2 separate regions of the Mus musculus genome follow, and region 1 is linked to region 2. A link is a loop called in an ENCODE intact Hi-C map of the cell type or tissue named here. Cell type or tissue: left cerebral cortex. All regions are shown on one strand. Each heading gives the region's core, and the rest is flanking DNA. Links, peaks and the distances in the headings are about the cores only. Region 1 holds the start of Prss35 (protease, serine 35). Region 2 holds the start of Dop1a (DOP1 leucine zipper like protein A).

Region 1 (6,620 bases), core at 1,156-6,155, 280 kb after region 2:
ATAAATTATGTACCATTTCTTATCTTAAAATGGTACAGATGCTGTTATAAAGATGGACACATGGACATCTGGTTGGGGAGCAAAGAAAAAGTATAGGACCATTGTAACAACCAGATCAGGAACCCAAGTGGGCTGGGAAGAAGCCTTTGAGGATATGGTTGGGTATAGGCCTATGAAGTGCTCACACTGGGTTACAGGAAAACCTGATGGGTTAGCGTAGGCTAGGGAAGGGGTGAGAAACTGCAATCCTGAAACGTCAGAAGAAACAAATACCAAACATCTCACAGAGGCTACGCTAGGAAGCATACACTTGGGAAGGGGCCAGAAGACAGTGAGCACTCTTTAAGTTTGCTTTTATGTGATGGGGAAGGGGTTGTTCTGTAAGGAGACAGGCCCAGGGAATTAATGGATTAGCACAGAACACATTCCTGTTCCAAATGCTTAAGAGCTGCTGATCTTCAGCTCAGTTTGCAGGTAAGGAAGCTGAGGCCCAGTGAACACAGCCCTTTAGCATCAGACAGATTCCTCTTCTCCTTTCTGGGTTTCCTCCATACTTGTGATGGTTTGAATATGCTTGGTCTGAGGAATGGCACTATTAGGAGGTGTGGCCTTGTTGGAGGAAGTGTATCACTGTGGGGGTGGGCTCTGGGACCCTCTTCCTAGCTGCCTGGAGACCGTCAGTCTTCTCCTGGTTCCCTTTGCAACAAGATATAGAACCTTCAGGTTCCTTTCCAGCACCATACCTGCCTGGATGCTGTCATGCTTCCTACCACGATGATAATCGACTGAATCTCTGAGTCTATAAGCCAGCCCCAATTAAATGTTGTCCTTTATAAGAGTTGCCTTGGTCATGGTGTCTCTTCATAGCAATGGAAACCCTAACTAAGACACTTTCCTACTCTACATTTAACTAAGAAGCATGTTCAGTTCAACAATTAGCACCTGCGCCAAGCGCCACAAAGCATAGCGACGATTTAAAGAATCATACCATTTTATAATCTAATTACTTCAGAACTAACGGCGTGAATCTAGATAAAAATTACCAATGGATTTGAACAGTGTGGGTCAATCTCTTAAAGACAATGCTAAGAGAACAGGAAGCAACAACATGTTATGATCTCATCCTGTTTAGTACTTAGAAATCTGAGAAATTCAGCAATCCACTGAAGATCAAAGTTTTACGGGGCTGTGACATGGCTCAGAGGGTAAAACTGCTTGCCACCAACCAGAGTTCCATCTCTAGGACCTACATGATCCCTAGAAACCATCCTCTGACCTTCATCCATACCTCTTGGCAGTCACGTAACATACACACCCGACAATAAATAAGTGAAATAACAGTAATAAAGGAACCATGTGCTGTGGGTTGCTATGATAATGCTCAACACATAAAACACATTATCAGGACTGAAGACCCGAGTCTAGTCTCCCAGATCCACACTGCAGAATGAAACAGATAACCTCTCTCTACAAGTTGTCTTCTGGCCTCCACCCATGTACCATGGCAAACATGTGCTCCTCATATAACCAACCAACCCACCAACCAACCAACCAACCAATCAATGAATATAGTACAAAGAACCAGTTGTTCCATGATAGACTAGGCCTGTGAACTTATTTGATTCTTTGGTGCTATGAAGGTCAGAACTGACAGAGGTAGTTTATTTTATTTTCCTCTCCCTCTCCCTCTCCCCCTCCCCCCCTCTCTCTCTGTGTTGGGGGGCTATGGAGGTTAGTCAGGGGGCAGTTGTGAGCACAGGCTCTGAGGATGAAACCTTAAGTCTTGGGCATGCTTACGTGAATGCCCCATACACTGGACTACATTCCAAATACAGGACTCGGGGTTTCTTTTCTTTGCTCCAGACCTGCTTCCCAGTAAAAGCTGAAAAAGTAAAGCTTGTTGTGTTTTATAAAAAGGAAAGAAAGAAAGAACCAGGATATGTTTGGTAGAGTGAGGTATGGTGAGGTGGAAGGGGGTGCCTCTGTGGGTCTATACTGAGGCATCCTTTCCCCCTGAGAGACCAGTCACATATATAGTATATGTGTGATATAGTATGGAGTAGAGTTTATTTTGGGCAGGGGGAAGGGAGTTTAGGAGGGAGTAGAGACAGAAAGAGAGAAGGGGGGCAAGGAGAGGAGAAGAGAGGAGGGGAGGGGAGGGGTGGGGAGGGGAGGGGTGGGGAGGGGAGGGGTGGGGAGGGGAGTGGAAGGGAGGAGAGAAGCCAGCCATGAACACGTGGAGAGAGAGAGAGAGGTGGGAGGGGAATGTTGAGAGAAGGGTACAGAGAGGGAAGAGAGCAAGAGGATAAGTAAGGAGGGGGCAAATAGCCCCCCCCTTTTTTTTTTACTGAGTCAGTCATACCTAGCTGTTGCCAGGTAACTGTAGGGCAGAGCCTAGAAGGAATGCTGACAATGCTTTCCTCATACAATCTCCATCCCAAAGGAGTGCCCCATCCCGAGGAGAGAAGAAAGGAACAGAAAGAGTGTGATGGGAATTCTGTGGAGACCGGAGTGGGAGTATGCCAAACTTGGCTCAAAATAAAGCTACAGAAGTGAATCACAGGAGGCTGCACAAGTTGCTCCCTGGGTGTCCCAGTGTCCCAGCGTAGGCTCCTCACCTCTGCCTTTGGCCTTAGATGGAGACTCTTGGGTTGGAGGTAACCATAACCTTTACTCCCTTCGTGCTAATACTGATTAAGTTGGTTTAGGCATGCTGGCCGCTCCTCCTCCTCTTGTTTTTGCTGCTTTGTTTTTAAAACATTGGTTAAAACACGCCCTGGGTGCCTACATTCTTGCGAACCCATTTAGAGTTTTTTTCTAGCTCTTAACCATCGGTGTGCAGCAGGGATGCAGTGGTGTGTAAGCAGGATCCGCCCACCCCTCCCCTCTAAGTCAGCGTCATCGCCCCTTCCCCTCCCATCTCCAGCCACTCAGTGCAGCAGCCCCACTCTCGCCTGGTCCCGGACTCGGGGAAGCTCCGCTGAGAGGACCCTGCACTCTGCTGCCCACTAGGCTCCTGGCACCTTCCGTAGCCAGTGTCTGCATCCACCCGGATCCTTGCTGGGCAGCGCCCCTGGGACGGGAGGATACAGTAAGCATCTCAGGTAAGGATGAACTCACTGCACAGGAGGGCACCCTAGAGGCTGGACCACTCCTGAACAAGGCAGGACCCACAGGAGGAACACAGAAAAGCACTAAAGAAGGGATCACAGGCTGGCTGTTTTTTAGAGATCAACCACCCTTCTTCCATTCTGAATGAGTAACGGCCACTGCAAGGTTAACATCCGAGGAGTGAGTGATGTTTGCATTGGAATACAAATGGAATGCTTTCTGCTTAAACAGTACCAGAGGGGACCCTCTTTATTTTTGTGATTATTAACAGATGTCACTGGAAAAGGTGTAAAAACTTTTCCTGGAAAGAGGTTTGTCTCTTCCCTAAGTTGCTGCCGAAGTACTTTCTGCCTCTGTCTGCCTCATTCTCTCTCTGTCGCCCTGCCCTCTCTCCTCTCCCTTCTGCCTGGGTAGCGAAATGAACAGTGGAAGACCCGTGGGACGAGGAGGTGAGATGAAGTGGAGATCTTGGGCTTGCTTTAAAGGACCAGCCAGGGGTGAGTGGATTGAAAAAATAACCAAGTATTGAGAATTACCAAAGCTGAGTGAAGGGCACATGGAGATTAAATATTTCTCTTGCCTCATCTGTGTGTTGGTGTGTGTGTATGTGTGTCTGACTGTATGTAAGTGTGTGTTAGTATATGTGTAAATATGCATGTGTGTGTACGTGTGTGTATATATGTCTGTGTCTTTCTGTGTGTGTGTGTGTCTGTGTCTGTGTATGGGTGTGTGAGATCTTGAGACCTTTTATAATAATAAGAATTTTTGGAAAGTTGCAGCAACTCCCAAGCCTGATTGATCTGACTTCCATACCATCTTCAATTTGGAAAGTCGCTCTTCAGGGCTGAGGAGATGGTTCAGCAAATAGAAGGCTTTCCTCACACACATGAAGACCTGAGTTTGGATCCCCAGAACCCACAGAAAACCAGAGGAGATAGAATACATCTGAAATCCCAGTGCCCTATAGCAGATGGGGAGAGAACATAGGAGACTCTGTGAAAGCTTCTAGGGGGTTAGCCTGGCATATGACCACACTCAAGGTTGTCTTCTGACTTCCATGGGGTTCCATTTACTCACAAGAACCAAGGCGTGCACACACATGCAGAAAGATGTTGTCTGGTATATCAAGTCTCTTCTTCCCTGTCTTTATTAATTTTTCTGGCTTCTGACATCCCCCCCTCCCCGCCGCCAAGTTCATTTGTACAGAGAATTATAAAAGTCATAACTTGCTGACTGGAGAATTGTGTTTAAGATCTGGTTTATGATTTAGCAGAGAAAATGTTAAAATCCTAGCCAAATAAGAGCCAGGCTAGAAAGTGCCAATCAAACGGTGCATGGGATTTCATTTTAGAGAAGACTCTCATGTGAGACAGTTCTATGTACATTTCTTTTCCACTTTTTTTGCAGATATTTTAAAATATGAGAGCCCTCAGTATGTGCTTGGCTCATCACACGTGAAGCTGCTACTGTGGGTCAACTTTCTCTACTGAATAGACTGCCTTTCTTTCTGTGCCCAATTCTCAAATATCCAACAAATCCATTTTAAATAGAAGCACCGGACTCAGGAATTCTGGAATGCTGGAGCTCCTTCACCTTAGACACGACAGATGGGAAATCTGAATTGGGAACATTAGGAAAGACCAACATCAACTTAGTTTACAAATCATTATTTTATAATTTTACATTTCCCTACAGGTAAACTGATATGTGATTAGCGAAATACACTGTGACTACCAAAGATAATGCATTTATTAACTATTCTTTGCTGAAGATCCAACTTAAAAAAAAAATAAAGCGTAGTCAAGAGTCATGTACGGTGCACCTCATATGCCAGCAAATGAAGGATCACCCTTGGGGTTACCTTAGTTCCATTCACCTCAATTTGATTTACACACAGCGAAACATTTTATAAATTGAGATGTACGTATCCTGCAGAAATAGCAGGAAAAAAAAGAAAAGAAAGGGAGGCTTTAGTTTTTATTGTGATGAGAAACAGAAGTTGTGGGTTACTGTAAAATAATCATCTGAGTAACTTTACCATCTTCCTTTCCCTCAAGGACTGCCAAACTTTTAAAGCAGACATTGCTCTGTCTCCAGTCCTGAAGCTGAATTTGAAAATAGTGCTATGGTATGCGGTATTTTGAATAGCCATTGGCACATTGTCAGTGAACCCTCTAACTGTTGATTCTCAGCGTAGAACTGGTGGAGAGCTTACCCCTAGTAATGGATTATAAAGTATTTGATAAACATATGGAAATATTTGGCAGGCTCGCGACTTTCCTCTGCGTTGAAATGAATCACAGCCCATGGGGTGGATGGCTCAGCCGTGCTGTAGGCCATGGTGGGAGGGTCCTGGCACTGGAGCTGTTTTGGGAAAAACACCTGCCAGAAATTTGTCTGGCTGTGGACATCGTCATCAGTCCTCAGCTCATCAGGATGGGCGATGGGACCTGGAGGTGGGTTTTGAACGTGTGATAAGTTCCATATGCGACAACTCTTTAGTGTATTGTGAACCAGTTACACTTTCCTCATCTCCCATGCTTCGAGGACAATTCTGATTCACAGCCGAATGATGTAAGAGGAAATGCAGCCCCAGACTTGCTCTTGGCAGGCTTGCTTTGCCATCTAGTGGTGGCATAGATAGCCAGCAAGGACCTGCTCCCAGGACTGGAGATGAAGCCTTCTGAAGCTCACTGACTGATGTCACTTGTCACTTGTGTGCTCTTTGTTGATCACGATTAACTGGAGAGCAAGCTTAGGTCTTATGAGACCACTCGGTAGCTGAGAAGAACTGTCAGAGGTTATGGTTTGTTTTTGTTTTTGTTTTTTTAAAGAAAGGCCTTTAAGATGGTACTCAGCATAGTTAACACTTCATTTGCTGAGAAATGATTATCATCTATACTGTTCAGCTTCCTGATTTTAGCGGCACTAATCAATACTATCATAAAATTTCCTGAGATTCTGTTTTATATATCTAAAATTGAACATTCTATTATCTTTATAAATTTTATAATTGATGTTTAGCACCTAGGAAATGAACCCCCCCCAACTTCATACTCCCAACTACTTTCAAAACATCCAGGGAAGGCAGTTTTAGAAACTATATTCTCATCTTCATCTACGTATTAAGTTCTTATTTCTTTTTTAGTGTGGTGGGAGTATGTTTGTGTGTGCTGGTTATGTATGTGTCTGCTGGTGCGTGCTCATGTGTGTGTGTAGACCAGAGGTCAGAGGTCAGACTTGGATGCTGTTCCTCAGAAACTATCAAATGTATGTCTAACTTGTGTGTGTGTGTGTGTGTGTGTGTGTGTGTGTGTGTGTGTGAGAGAGAGAGAGAGAGAGAGACTTATGACATGTTCAAGTGCCTACAGAGACCATCAAAGGAAGTCAGATTCGTTGGAGCTGGAGTTAGAGGCAGCTGTGAACTGCCAGATGTGGATGCTGAGACTGAACCCAGGTCTTTTGCAAGAGCAACAAGCACTGTTAACCACTGAGCCATCACTGAAGCA
Region 2 (6,620 bases), core at 1,025-6,024:
AGGGATTAGGCAGCTGTATTTGGTAATGTGTGTATTCTTAATTACCAAACACAGTGGACAGAAATTGTGGATATTGATCTCACTCCTCCCCACCCTTCATCCCCATACTGGGGAGTATTCAAGATCTGTACAAGCTACACAAATGAATTGTACTGAGCCTAGACTCAATCCCAATCTTAAAACTGAAGAAATCCAGGTAATTCTGCCCATGTGAGAAAGGTAGGATTTGAGTTCAGTCCTCAGGCCGCATGCAAAACTGCCACTTTAGCTACTTGTCAGATTTTAGGAAAAAAGGCGAAGCTAAGGAAAAAAAAAAATACAACTGTGCTGCTCTGTAGTACATTTTCACATCTATTTGATACATTTGTCACTAAGAACTAGGCAAAACCCACGAAGAGATCACAAACCATTAAAATTGCTGACCATTAGCAAAAAGGAGCATTTTACCCCCTAAAAGTTTCTTGTTTGTGTAGTAAATATGAAATTTAAAGTTCGCAGACAGGCTGGGGAGATGGTTCAGCGGCTAAAATGCTCGCCAGGGCAACCCATCTCGCCCCGCGCACGCGCACATTGTCCCGCGCACGCGCCTACTGCCCGGCGCGCTCGCTCCCTCGGTCCCGCGCATCCGCGCTCCTGTGCCACGCACACGCGCACCAGGCTCCGGGCCGCGCGCCTGGCCCATGCACGCGGTCCCGCGCACCGGTGCTCCCTCCCTTACCCCAGGATTAGCAGCGCACTCTGCAGCCGTCTCCGCACTTCCAGGAACACGCGCGTTTCCGCCGCAGCCACCGCCATGGCCGACTCAGGGACCCACGCGGGACCGAGCCCACAGTTACTAGAACCCGGACAGGGTGGGAGCACGTGCGGCCGTAGCAGGCGGCTGGCTCCCAGGCCAAGGTAGCGCGAAGGGATCCGGCGGCGGCCGTCTGTCGGCTAGAGCGCCACCTACCGGGAAGAGAGCGCACTGCCGAGGCGCCGACCTTGCCCCAGTGGCCGCTCTAGTAGGACAGGTGCGACCCAGAGAGCAGAGCTGACCTCCACTGGAAGGATGTTGGATGGGCTTGACTATGACTACGAGCATTTCTTTCCCTGAAATGAACAGAAAGCTCAGTTTGGGCCAGGGGAAGCTCTTCTCTGGATAGTTGAGTAGGATGAGGTAGATAATGGAGCAGAAGCTGTACAGGTGGTACTTCCCATAGGTCCAGAGCCCCAAAGCCCACTTTATCGGAGTCTCCTTTATTTGAACTAGAACAGTTTATTAGCTTCCGTATGATGTATCCAAAAATATCCACAATTGATTGGCCATTACATTTCGCGCTAGATATGGTACTTCCAAGACTGAAACAGTTGCAAAAACCAGTGTAACCACTAAAAGACTGGTGGACTTGTATCTTGACTGACCATTCATGTAACTTTTGAGAAGCTAAAAGGAAATGAGTAATTTCTGATATACATTCCCACTATACTGCAGAAATAAAAGAAGTCATAACTTAATTGCTCCTACAAGATACATTTCGAAAGTTTGATGCAGTAAAAGATCTAGTGTGGTATAAACAAATATATCAGGCCATAGGATTTCAGTTGGACACCTTTTAAGAATGGAAAGCTGTTATTTAAAACATAGCTTGTATAATGGGGATTGTCTTAGTTAAGGTTGCTTTTGCTGTGATGAAGCAACAGTACCAAAGGCATTTGGGGAGGAAAGCATGTGTTCAGCTTACACTTCTATACCACTGTTCATCATTGAGGGATGTCAGGACAGGAACCCAAACAGGGCAGAAACCGAGAGGGGGAGCTGATGCAGAAGCTATGGGAGGGTGAGTTTACTGGCTTGCTCCCATGGTTTCACTGAACCTGCTTCCCCATAGAACCGAGGATCACCGACCCAGGCAGGGATAGCACCACCCAACATAGGCTAGGCCCTCCTAGGTCAATCACTATTTTAAAAAACGAGTTACAGTTAGGTCTTATGGAAGCATTTTCTCAATTGAGGTTCCCTCCTTTCAGAAGACTCTATCTTGTGTCAAGTTGACATAAAACTAGCCAGGACTGAAATCCTGTTTATTGATGTTCCATTTCATAATTTCATAGTTATAATTATCTGACATTGAACAAACTGGAAGCATTTCTAAATAGGTTTAATCCAAAGAGGATGGCGTATATCTGCAACCCCAGCATTTAGGAGACTGAGGCAGGATTGCTGAAAGTTCAAGGTCAGTTTGGGCTATGTGAGTACAGGGCCGTCTAGAGCTATGTGGCAAGACTGTCTCAAAACAAAAACTGGTCTTAAGTATACTGAAAATGTGATTTCAGATAACTTTTCTAATATCAACCTTTGAGGTGTTTTAAAGTTTATCATGTTGCTATATAAATTCCTGTTTCATTCCAACAATTTGAGATCATAAGAGGGAATAATAGCTTTAAAAAGTAAAAGCTTTGGGATGGAGGGTTGGCTTTGTGGTTAAGAGCACTTGGTTGCTGTTTCACAGGACTGGGAAGCTAGGTTTATAGCACTCATAATTGCTTGCAACTTCAGAGCATCTGACCTCTTTTTCTGGGCTCCATGCATGCACACACATACCTGTGGCACTCCCATATAAAATATAAGTAAATAATTTTTGAAAAAAAGCAAAGGTAACTACTATTTGGTGGCAACTCATTTATTTGAAGGACAATTGTTCTCTTATACTTTTAACACAGAATATTACTTAAATTTTGGCAATACTTAATATTGACACCTAGCAAAATACACAGCGTCCTCAGATTAGCGTGCTCCTCATATATGGTTTAAAACTAGAACACGCAAAAACACTTGTAAAGACAACAACCCTTTCGAATACGCGTTTGAAAGACGGCTAGATACAAAAAAAAGTGCTAAACTGGCTCTCGGTTTCACACAAACTGTGCCTGAAATGACGCGCATAAAGTGCTGGTGGATCCAGATGATCGTACTTAAATAATACTTCAAAACTGTTTTCAATTCCCCCATTCCATCAAAATGATGGTTCGCTGGCTCCTTGCTCACACCTTTCCCGCCTTCCCTCCGCCGTCTCTCCGGTCGCCCGCACGAGGGCGCTGTGGCGCCGGCTAGCCGTGGCCGCCGAGCAGCGGACGGGGACGGGGGCGGGGACGGAGGCCGCCGACGTCGACGCCGGCGTGGGCGCGCGCGGTGCACGCTGGTAGCTGTCACTAGGCCCTGGGCTGGCGGCCTTCGTGCGGCTGCCGCGGTTGCCAAGAGAGCGGCGCCAGCGGGGAGCAGCAGAGCCCGCGGCAGGTAACAGCGTCCCCGCCCCCGGCGCGGTCGCGCGGCGAGACGCGGCACGGTTCGGGCGAGCGTCTCCGGGCTTGGCCTGCGGTGGTGGCGTCGGGGTGTCACCGCCCGGCCCCCACCTGAGCCCGCCTCTGGGTGGAGGGAAACGGGCCCTGACCTGCCCGGGGCGAGCGGTGGGACCCGGGGCCTGTCCGCCCGTGGCCTTCGGCGGGCAGAGCCGGCACGGGGCTGAGGGGTGGTGTCACCTGGGCGCGGGTGCCCGGCGCCTTTGTTGGAGGCTTCCCGGCACCCCGTTGCCTCGCCAGCCCGGTGGGTCCCTTTTAGGATCGAGGCGACACCGAGGCCCGCCGATGTGCCGGTGCAGAGGGTTGGGAAGCAGAGCCAAGTTCACCAAGAGGAAGCCGAGCTAGCACACGGAAGTTGTTAACAGTCCTCACCTTTGATTTCCAAGGCTTTGAAAGTTGCCCCATCGCTGTACTTAACCTCACCCTCATCCTGTTGAGGAGGGAATAGCACGCAACTGTACTTTCTCCTCCCCAAGCAAATTGTGTCTTGTTAATTCTTATATTATCTCGGAGTTCTGTGGAGTTGAAGAAAACTCAGATTTAGAGATTGTAGTCAACAAACACATTTTTTTTTCTTCTCTTTTTTTTTTTTTTTTTTTTTTGATCGGAAAAATACAGGAGTCAACCTCATTTAGTAGCTCGCAACTATAGGGTCAAAACTTTTCATTCTGGAGATGATAGCCCCATATGTAGGTGTTAAGGTCTTGCCACTTTGAGGTTAGTTGTATTCGTATTAGCATGGCGTCGCTATGTGCTAGGCTATGTGCTAAGTAAGTCACAGGATTATCAATCCCTTGGTTCGTTGAGCTGACAGAAATTATAGCCCAGGTAGTCTGAATTCCTTGTTGTAATGGTTACTTCTAATTAAACTTTGTCATTCCTCAGAACTGCTAAAAGCAACCCCCTTTTGGGGACCCAATTTTTAATAAAGAATTTTTAAAACTGAAGGAAACATAGACCAAAAATGTGACACCATGACCCAAAGGTTAAATTTAATTGCTTTCCCATCTGTTGTGAAGAGCCCTACTTTGTAATTCCAATAGTAGAAACAACTGTAGCCTGGGGCTTGAGGGCTAAGGTTCAAAGCTCTGTTTTTGCTGCTAACTGGGTATGATCTCTCTACCCCTCAGTTACTGTCTGTATTCTGGTGTCTAGTTTTGTTGTTTTGTTTTAGTGGTACTGCGATTCCTTGTGCATGCTTAGTTAGATTCTACCACAAGCCTGTGCTCCCACTGTAAACTTTTTTTCTTGGGGTGCTGGGAAGGAATGAAACCTTGGGCCTGGCACATGAACAGCCTCAGGGATTTGAAGAGCTCATGATTTTCAAAATTGCTATTTCCCATCAAGACTGTACTAAAGCAATAGTTTACTTCCCTTAAACAGTGTTCCATGTCAAATCATGTGGCAACACACTAGATTTAACCAACCTTAACTTTTGTTTGTTTGGAGATCAAACCTGAGGTATTTCCAATACAAGGCAAACACTCTACCACCAAGCCACACCTCCTTCCCCCAAGTTTAACTTTGGTTTGCTTGTGAAGGCAGCTCCTCAAAGACTTCATGCTATGCTTGCATGCATATAATTTCCAAAGGAAGGTTTAAATAACATTTCCCAAATTTAACTAACCAGAGAGCCCAGTTTGTTTCTTTCCTTTCCTTTCCTTTCCTTTCCTTTTTGTTTTTTGTTTGTTTGTTTGTTTTTGTTTTTTGTTTTCCTCGAGACAGGGCTTCTCTGTATAGCTCTGGCTGTCCTGGAACTCACTTTGTAGACCAGGCTGACCTCAAACTCTGAAATCCACCTGCCTCTGCCTCCCGAGTGCTGGGACTAAAAACATGCGCCACCACGCCCAGCTGAGAGCCCAGTTTCTAATGCAAGTATATGGTAGAATGCTTACCAAGCATGCCTGAGGCCCTGGGTTTCATTGCAGTACTGTTAAAGTCTCCTAGAATAAAATAACACATGATACCAATTTCAGAATTACTGTACTAGAGGTATGTCTGCTTCCAAGCGGAAAAAGCCACGAATTGGCCCCTTGTTGCTGTCTAAGGTCTCTGGGGCATGAAGATGTATGTAGTGAGACCTCATTGGTATAACAAAAGACGTTTAAGGATCCTCAGTATAAAAAAAGTTACTATTAAGGATGCATGTATCACTATTGGTCCTAGTTCTTTCTTTCATTTATAACAAAAGTATCTTTTTTTCCAGCCGCTTGATGCTTTTCTTCATGTTTTGGTTTGATTTTTGTGGTTATTACTGAATGTTTGTAGAAAGGCCCTTTAAAGTTCCAACAAATAAAGCCGTGTTGAGAGTGGTCTTCCTTTCACTATACTGATTTCTCCTTCTAGTTAGGTATCTCAAAAGAATGAAATATGAAAGTGATATAAAATGTATTCAGTGCTTAATGATTTTAAAATCTGGGATAACTGAAAATTACTATAGGTCAAAAAAGTCTGATACTATTATTTCTGACTGTTTGGAAACAATATCTAAATGTTGAAAATTAAATCCCTTGGCTAAATTCTGATAAGTATTATGCTGGGCTTTTTGTCACCTTCAGAAAATAACTGAGGGAGAAAATACTTTTGGTTTGCAGTTGCTGTCCCTGTCTTTTGCTCTCTTGCTTCTCAGCCTCTGGTCAGGTAAAATGGCATGGCAGAAGCTATTTACCTCATGGTGGCCAAGAGAGAGGGGAATTTGGCAAGATTCAGCCCATCCCTGCCATACCCTTCCTCAAGTCCAACCTACTTTCTCTTAGCTTCACTCCTTGAAGTTCCCAAACGCACACCCACTCGTCCTCACTCCCTGCAAATGGCAGCAGTAGCTTGGGACCAAGCCTTTTGGAAGTTATCACTAATATTCTTCAATCTTGAAGATATTCTGTCTCCTTTATTACTTTGAATAAGTGCTACTAATGAACACCTTAGTTTGAGGGAGTTGGGATTAGAATATTTAATTGTATTTGTTTTTTCAAAACAGGACTTCTCTGTATAGTCCTGGCTGTCCTGAAACTCATTCCATAATCCAGGATGACCTTGAACTCAGAGATCTGACTGCCTATTCCTCTAGAGCACTGTGTGCACCACCATACCATGCTTAAAATATTTAATTCTAATAGATAAGCTTTAAATACGGTAAATTTGACCTCTGAAATAAAACTGTTTAGTAGATATGTAAAGCTAATATTTTGTTTAGTAGCTAAAAGTTTTTATTGGCAGTTTATTGTAGGAAAATACTGTTTTGATTCACATGTTTCTAAACTGTGATTTCTCTCTTTCCTTGGTGT

Evidence for each region. Peaks named below come from ENCODE experiments on the same cell type or tissue, not always from the same donor. Only the 100,000 strongest peaks of a DNase experiment are listed, where the experiment ranks them.
Region 1: a loop joins it to region 2, with 8 times the contacts of the local background. A loop is called at or near these places in 5 of 42 quality-filtered maps.

The regions. Positions count from the first base shown.
Region 1 is chr9:86,740,703-86,747,322 of GRCm38, forward strand. It overlaps Prss35 (protease, serine 35), which reads left to right and starts at 2,931. Exons shown (of 2, transcript NM_178738.3): 1 at 2,931-3,104. In left cerebral cortex, for the core only: CTCF peaks have their summits at 3,057 and 5,743 (motif pointing left); DNase peaks (open chromatin) are centred at 2,586, 2,976 and 5,713; H3K4me3 peaks cover 1,051 bases.
Region 2 is chr9:86,464,023-86,470,642 of GRCm38, forward strand. Dop1a (DOP1 leucine zipper like protein A) reads left to right here and starts at 3,132. Exons shown (of 39, transcript NM_177208.3): 1 at 3,132-3,274. It overlaps Ube2cbp (ubiquitin-conjugating enzyme E2C binding protein), which reads right to left and starts at 894. Exons shown (of 10, transcript NM_027394.2): 1 at 719-894. The coding sequence starts at 795. In left cerebral cortex, for the core only: a CTCF peak has its summit at 3,070; DNase peaks (open chromatin) are centred at 3,135 and 3,596; H3K4me3 peaks cover 1,427 bases; H3K27ac peaks cover 774 bases.